Regions from separate parts of the Homo sapiens genome. Here region 2 is linked to region 1. A link is a contact called in ENCODE Hi-C or POLR2A ChIA-PET data. All regions are on one chromosome and are shown on one strand. The core of a region is the stretch at or near the end of the contact, and the rest is flanking DNA. Distances in the headings are between cores, read along the strand shown. Region 1 overlaps ARID1B (AT-rich interaction domain 1B). Region 2 overlaps ARID1B (AT-rich interaction domain 1B).

Region 1 (2,700 bases), core at 183-2,682:
AAAGAGCCAGGTATCTATGACAGCTCCCACAGCGCCTGTAACGGATGCTCTGACCCACGATATTTCATAAACCCTAATGTACACAGGAAAAGCTCAGCTTTGAAAGCTATACAAAAGCACTCATAAATTTCAGACTGCCCTAAGCACCCCTCCTTTTGCTAAGACACTAGCTGGAGTACCACTTCAGACCCATTATTCTTATAACGACAACCTTCCTTATGCATCTCGTCCTATCAGCCTACTCAAGCACCATGACTATTATTTATACTGAATTTTACACTAACTGCAAGTATGTTTATTAACAAGGCAAAGATAAATGTTCTTTAAAACTAGCTTTGTCTAATAAAAATCCAAAAATGTGCTATTAATTACTTTTATTCATCATTACACTATGATGAGTCTCACTATGTTGCCCAGGCTGGTCTTGGACTCCTGGCCTCAAGCACTTCTCCTACCTCAGCTTCCCAAAGAGCTAGGATTACAGGTGTTGAACCACTGGGTCCGGCCTTGCATGGTTTTTTAAAAAGGGGGGGCTGCATAGGACTGATACTTGGGGAAACATGAAATCAGCTTGTCATTCTAGTCAGGAGTGATTGGCAAAACTCTTATGGATATGCTGCTTCTCATTCTTGCCTCTCAAATAAAGAAATGTAGGTTTAGAGAAAGACTTAGAAGAGCCATAAATAACAGTGCTATAATAAAAATACTCAGCTATTACAAAGCTAATAACTCTCATATGAGTAAAGTTCTAAGTATCAATTCATTTCAAAATTCCAGATACAGGTCATACATTCATCTCTCCTTTTTTTTAAAGATTTCTGCTTTTGAAAGACTCATCTAAATTGTCCACTATGTCAAAAGTATTTAATTCCTAGCATTAGGAAATAAACAAAAATTCAAAGATTTCAAAAATATAGTTTGGAAAGGAAGAGAAAGAGGAGAGTCAAAACGAATTAGCAATGCCCATAATAACAATGTCCTTTTTTAAAAGGACACGGTTCCAGAATTCCTACATTTATCTCTCTATCTCCATCTGTCAGTTGCTCTTCGGATCCTGCACATCAGCACATTGTGAACAGACGGTGGGTATTTTCACCCTGGACCAGGTAGAAAGCTTGCCTGCCTGTACACGCTGACTGCCTCCCTGTGTTATCTGTCCGTGTTCCGTTTGAATCCAATTTCCTTGCATTACCTCTGCCCAGGTCAGGGATGAATGGCCGTCAAATTCCCAGTGGAATAAAAAGAAAAACCCTTTTCTTCCTGAGGCAGCAAGTTTCAATTCACAGAGCACATGGCTAATCTACATATGTGAAGGTCACGGCACTTCAGTCAAAGAGGTTAAGAATGGAACAGCTCACGTAAGGGGTTGTCTTAAACATCTTGGCATGATGCCCAACAAGTGAGACTGTTGAAAAGCAATAGATAGCTCTGGCAGCAGCAAGGGGAAAAATATTTTGATCATGTGATGCCATACACATTACCTCGTTTATTTCATGTGTGAAAGTTTGAGAGTCCCTGAAAAATACCACATATGCAAATCAAATCCAGATTTCAGCTTTACCAGTTTAGCCATGCTAGTACACCTTCCTCTTCATAAAATACATTTATATGGAATTTGTGGATGCACCAAGAATAAAACTTCAACATATTGACAGCCAGCTGGCTCAAATATCTTAACAGCTGATTACAACTTCTTTGCATTAGTTTTTCCATGAAGCATGAAACTACTTAGACTGGGAAAGGGTATTTAGACTAAAAAAGCATATTCTTTTAAGTTATCCAAATATAACTGTCTTAAATAAAATTCATCTTCTCCATCTTTCTCTATTCTTCTCTTTCTCACTAATAATATAGCAATATGGAAAATTACAGAAACTTAATGCATAATAAAAGATAAAACACAAAACTGCTTACCTTTCAATTTCCCTCTTCAGTAATTAATTGTAGAATAAAACACTGGTGCTTCTAAGTGCTTGTGTCTCCGACCAATATCAGAGTGGAGGAGGAAGGACAGAGTCTTGCCATATACAATAGACATGGGTGAAAGAGGAAAAGTCAGGATTGCAGAGGGCATGTCTCTGCCTCCTGTATGCATGGCGCCTTCCTGAAATGCGTTCTGCATCAGCCAATTCAGGTTAAAGGCAGTTGGCACTAAGATGGGGGGAAAGGGATGATTTCCACACCCAGCAAAGTCATAAAAAGTATGACTGTAATTTTTAAAATTTTCCAACAGTCAACAATAATAAATACTTGTTTAATACATGAAGAAAATAAAGTAGAAGCAAAAGATCCATTTTACCAATTTGGAAATTGTCTGCCAGACACCCATTTCCTTCAACTCAAAATTCAGATTGCTTATGAGGCCAGAGTTATTGTCTGTATTTCTAATTAAATGGAATACTAAGTAAAATTTAAACACCCCACAAACTATCTTAATTAATTTAATCACCACTGTTTACTCAGTAATCTAAGGACATCACTCTATGCTCAACAATTAATACAATGTTTAACAATTTACAAATATTTTCTGGATATCTACTTCTGTGGTACAGTGCCCCTACACCAACGTCACTAAATGTTTACTGATGGTAGGAAAATTAAATTCTTCAATTATAAATCTTCTGAATTTATTTCCTCACCAGTTAAAAATATGACTGCTTAAAAAACAGGCAAACTACAGTAAACATTTTAGAATTGCTC
Region 2 (2,700 bases), core at 48-2,547, 310 kb before region 1:
ACTATATAGAGGGCAATGTCCTAAATTATATTCTTCGATTAGTAATTCAAGAAGATTGGCTTTTTATAATTAATGTGAAAAGACATGTGAAACCATGGAAATTTGGATAATTTTCTTGGCCAATCATCCTCAATACATGGAGATCATGAGGTGTTTAGTGGCAAGTACTTGGGCCCTCTTCATAAACTCTGTGACAGTGGCAAGGGTAAGACAGACCTATTCTTAGGTCCGTGTGAATTAAACTGGTTGTGGTTCTTGTTGAATTCTGAGAAGAAATGAGGAATGCTTCCAGTCACTTTGCAAATAACTCTATCATGATCAAGTTACTCCCATGGGATGGTGCTACAAAATCAATACATAGTTCATGGTTTTCAGCAATTAGCAATTGAATTAATTCTTCTACTCATCAAGAATTCTTGGTGGTGTCATTAACTTTAGTGAGAAATTAAAAGAACACATTGTAGCAACCAAATACTGATACATTACTACTATGATCGTGTTCATCTTGTGCTTCCCACTGACTGTGCAATTCTGCTGCTGCATCCAAAATTAAAACACTGGGTTGCTTTATTCTAGTACAGCCTCATGGAAATCGGCTCTCTTTCAAATCTTTAAAGTAGAATACGGGTCTCACCTGCCACCATCTGACTTTACCGATCTTCTGGAGGATGCATTTCTTATATTCTGCCAAACCCACTAGTAATTACACTATAACTTCTTACTATGGGTTGTATTTAGTTGCTCCTTTAATTTCTGCAACATGAAGAACTGGTCAGGATCTTTCCTTCCACCATGATAAATGACAATATAATTTTGTTAAGAGACAGCATTGGTTGGTTGCATGGTAGACTCCGCATCTGTGGAAATCACTGTACATCTTATCTCAGTTAGTAAGAAGCTAGAGTATGGTAAGATGGTACAGCTCTGCAACACAGCACAAGGATTTCATGGGTCATTTCTTTAAAAACCTGCATAATACCTAATGGTGTAAATGAAAAATACATTTTTGATAATCCATACATTCAACAAATGTCCTAGTCTCAGGCATTTATTTAGATGAGTTAGAAAACCCACAAGTTATTTAGACATAGCATCCTTCTGTTCAGTGTTTTCTATTTCACTTGCTTCAAGAACGGAAAAAAATCCCACTTATTCTCAGAATGAAGAAGCAGGCTGGCTGACACCAACTTCGATATGCTCCAAGCAAACTACTGAAATACAGAATCTGCTCAGGCTTCCGCTTAGTGGTTCCGGTTAACAGTTTATCTGAAGTGCGTGGGTGTGAACTTATAACACTTCCTATTGTTCAGCATGGGGTGTGTGTGCCTCTGTCTCTAATAAGATCACCTCACCCTTTACCAAAAGGTCCTGTATCAGGGCAGAGGGGTGGGGAAGATGTTGGTGAACAGGCTGTCAACACAATTCTTTATTGTGAATAAATCCTATCTCAGATTAGAGCAGTATAAACCAGAAAGTAATGTTCTTCCCTACCTTTCAACTGAGAACACAGAACCACAGCAATTTGGTGTCCTCACCTTGAAGGAGTTAAGCCCCTGCTTTGAGAGATAAACCTTTTCATGTCATACAGCTCGAAAGTTCATTCAAAACGGGGCTAGACTTTCCTAAATCCTTATCCAAAATATTACAGACTATTCATGTGTCATTAGGTCCTAAAAATACAGATAAATGGGCACTTCAGAGGCTATCTGACTTGGATACTCCCGAGCCATGAAGGGAATAAGGATACTTCCAATTCCCGAACTTGAGAGAACAAGACAGCTCCCACGCACCGTTCACAGGGCCATATACCTTTATTCTAAACAAACTAATACACTGTCAAAAACCTGCCGGATTAAGCTTTTCAACTCTCCTCCCTACTGTGGTCTGAGTGTTCCAAGTCTTTTTCTAAACCTCACTCCTAGGCTTGAAGATAGATTAGCTATAAAGGACGATCAGCCAACAGGTAGAAAACAGAAGTGAGTATGATGTGGTCTATGTGAATTATGTCCTCATAAAAGCCCTTAAAGACCAACTTATAAAACGTTACTCACCCAGCCTGCTATCATAGATTCAAACCAGAACTTTTCTTTTATTAATTAAACATACTAAAACTACACAATGTTTTTCGCATGGGTCCTCCTCATAACTCTGTGACAGGTGCGAGGGTAAGACAGACCCTTGCAAGTTGGTTTAATAGTCTGATCACTAATACCCATGAGATCCCTTTTGGGGAGATACCTTCCCACAGAGAACTTGGGGCAAAGAAACTGAAAAGTCTCTGGCAAGGCAAAGGACAAGTTAAGTCAGAGGATACATGGTGATGCACGGACTTCTAGACTTAACTATTTAAGTCAGCACAGCTTTGATTAAAGATAAACTGGAGTTGGCCCAGCGCAATGGCTCACGCTTGTAATCCCAGCACTTCAGGAAGCCAAGGCAGGCAGATTGCTTGAGGTCAGGAGTTCGAGACTAGCCTGGCCAACATGATAAAACCCTGTCTCTACAAAAATGCGTGGTGGTGGGCACCTGTAATCCCTGCTACTTGGGAGGCTGAGTCAGGAGAATTGCTTAAACCTGAGAGGCGGAAGCTGCAGCGATCTGAGATCATGCCACTGCGCCCCAGCCTGGGTGACAGAGCGAGACTCCGTCTCAAAAAAAATAAAAAAAATAAACTGGAGTCATAAAACATTTACATACAGA

The links. Hi-C counts contacts between places; a loop is a spot of excess contacts on that map. ChIA-PET counts read pairs that join two places held with the same protein, here RNA polymerase II (POLR2A). Pooled maps may share reads with other maps.
Region 2: a loop to region 1 is called in a pooled map, with 2.2 times the contacts of the local background. The contact joins two enhancer-like sites. A Hi-C loop is called at or near these places in 1 of 168 maps with a recorded cell type or tissue (endothelial cell of umbilical vein) and 11 of 50 pooled maps. POLR2A ChIA-PET finds 5 or more read pairs at or near these places in 1 of 52 experiments (PC-9).

What each region holds. Positions count from the first base shown.
Region 1 is chr6:156,790,128-156,792,827 of GRCh38, reverse strand. The region is part of intron 1 of ARID1B (AT-rich interaction domain 1B); the gene reads right to left. Among named protein-coding and RNA genes, the nearest start is that of MIR4466, 12 kb to the right of the region's middle. Within about 2 kb of position 1,432, at least 3 of the 41 ENCODE cell types and tissues checked have a DNase peak (open chromatin) inside an H3K27ac peak, as active enhancers do.
Region 2 is chr6:157,098,933-157,101,632 of GRCh38, reverse strand. The region is part of intron 5 of ARID1B (AT-rich interaction domain 1B); the gene reads right to left. Among named protein-coding and RNA genes, the nearest start is that of TMEM242, 220 kb to the left of the region's middle. Within about 2 kb of position 1,297, at least 5 of the 41 ENCODE cell types and tissues checked have a DNase peak (open chromatin) inside an H3K27ac peak, as active enhancers do.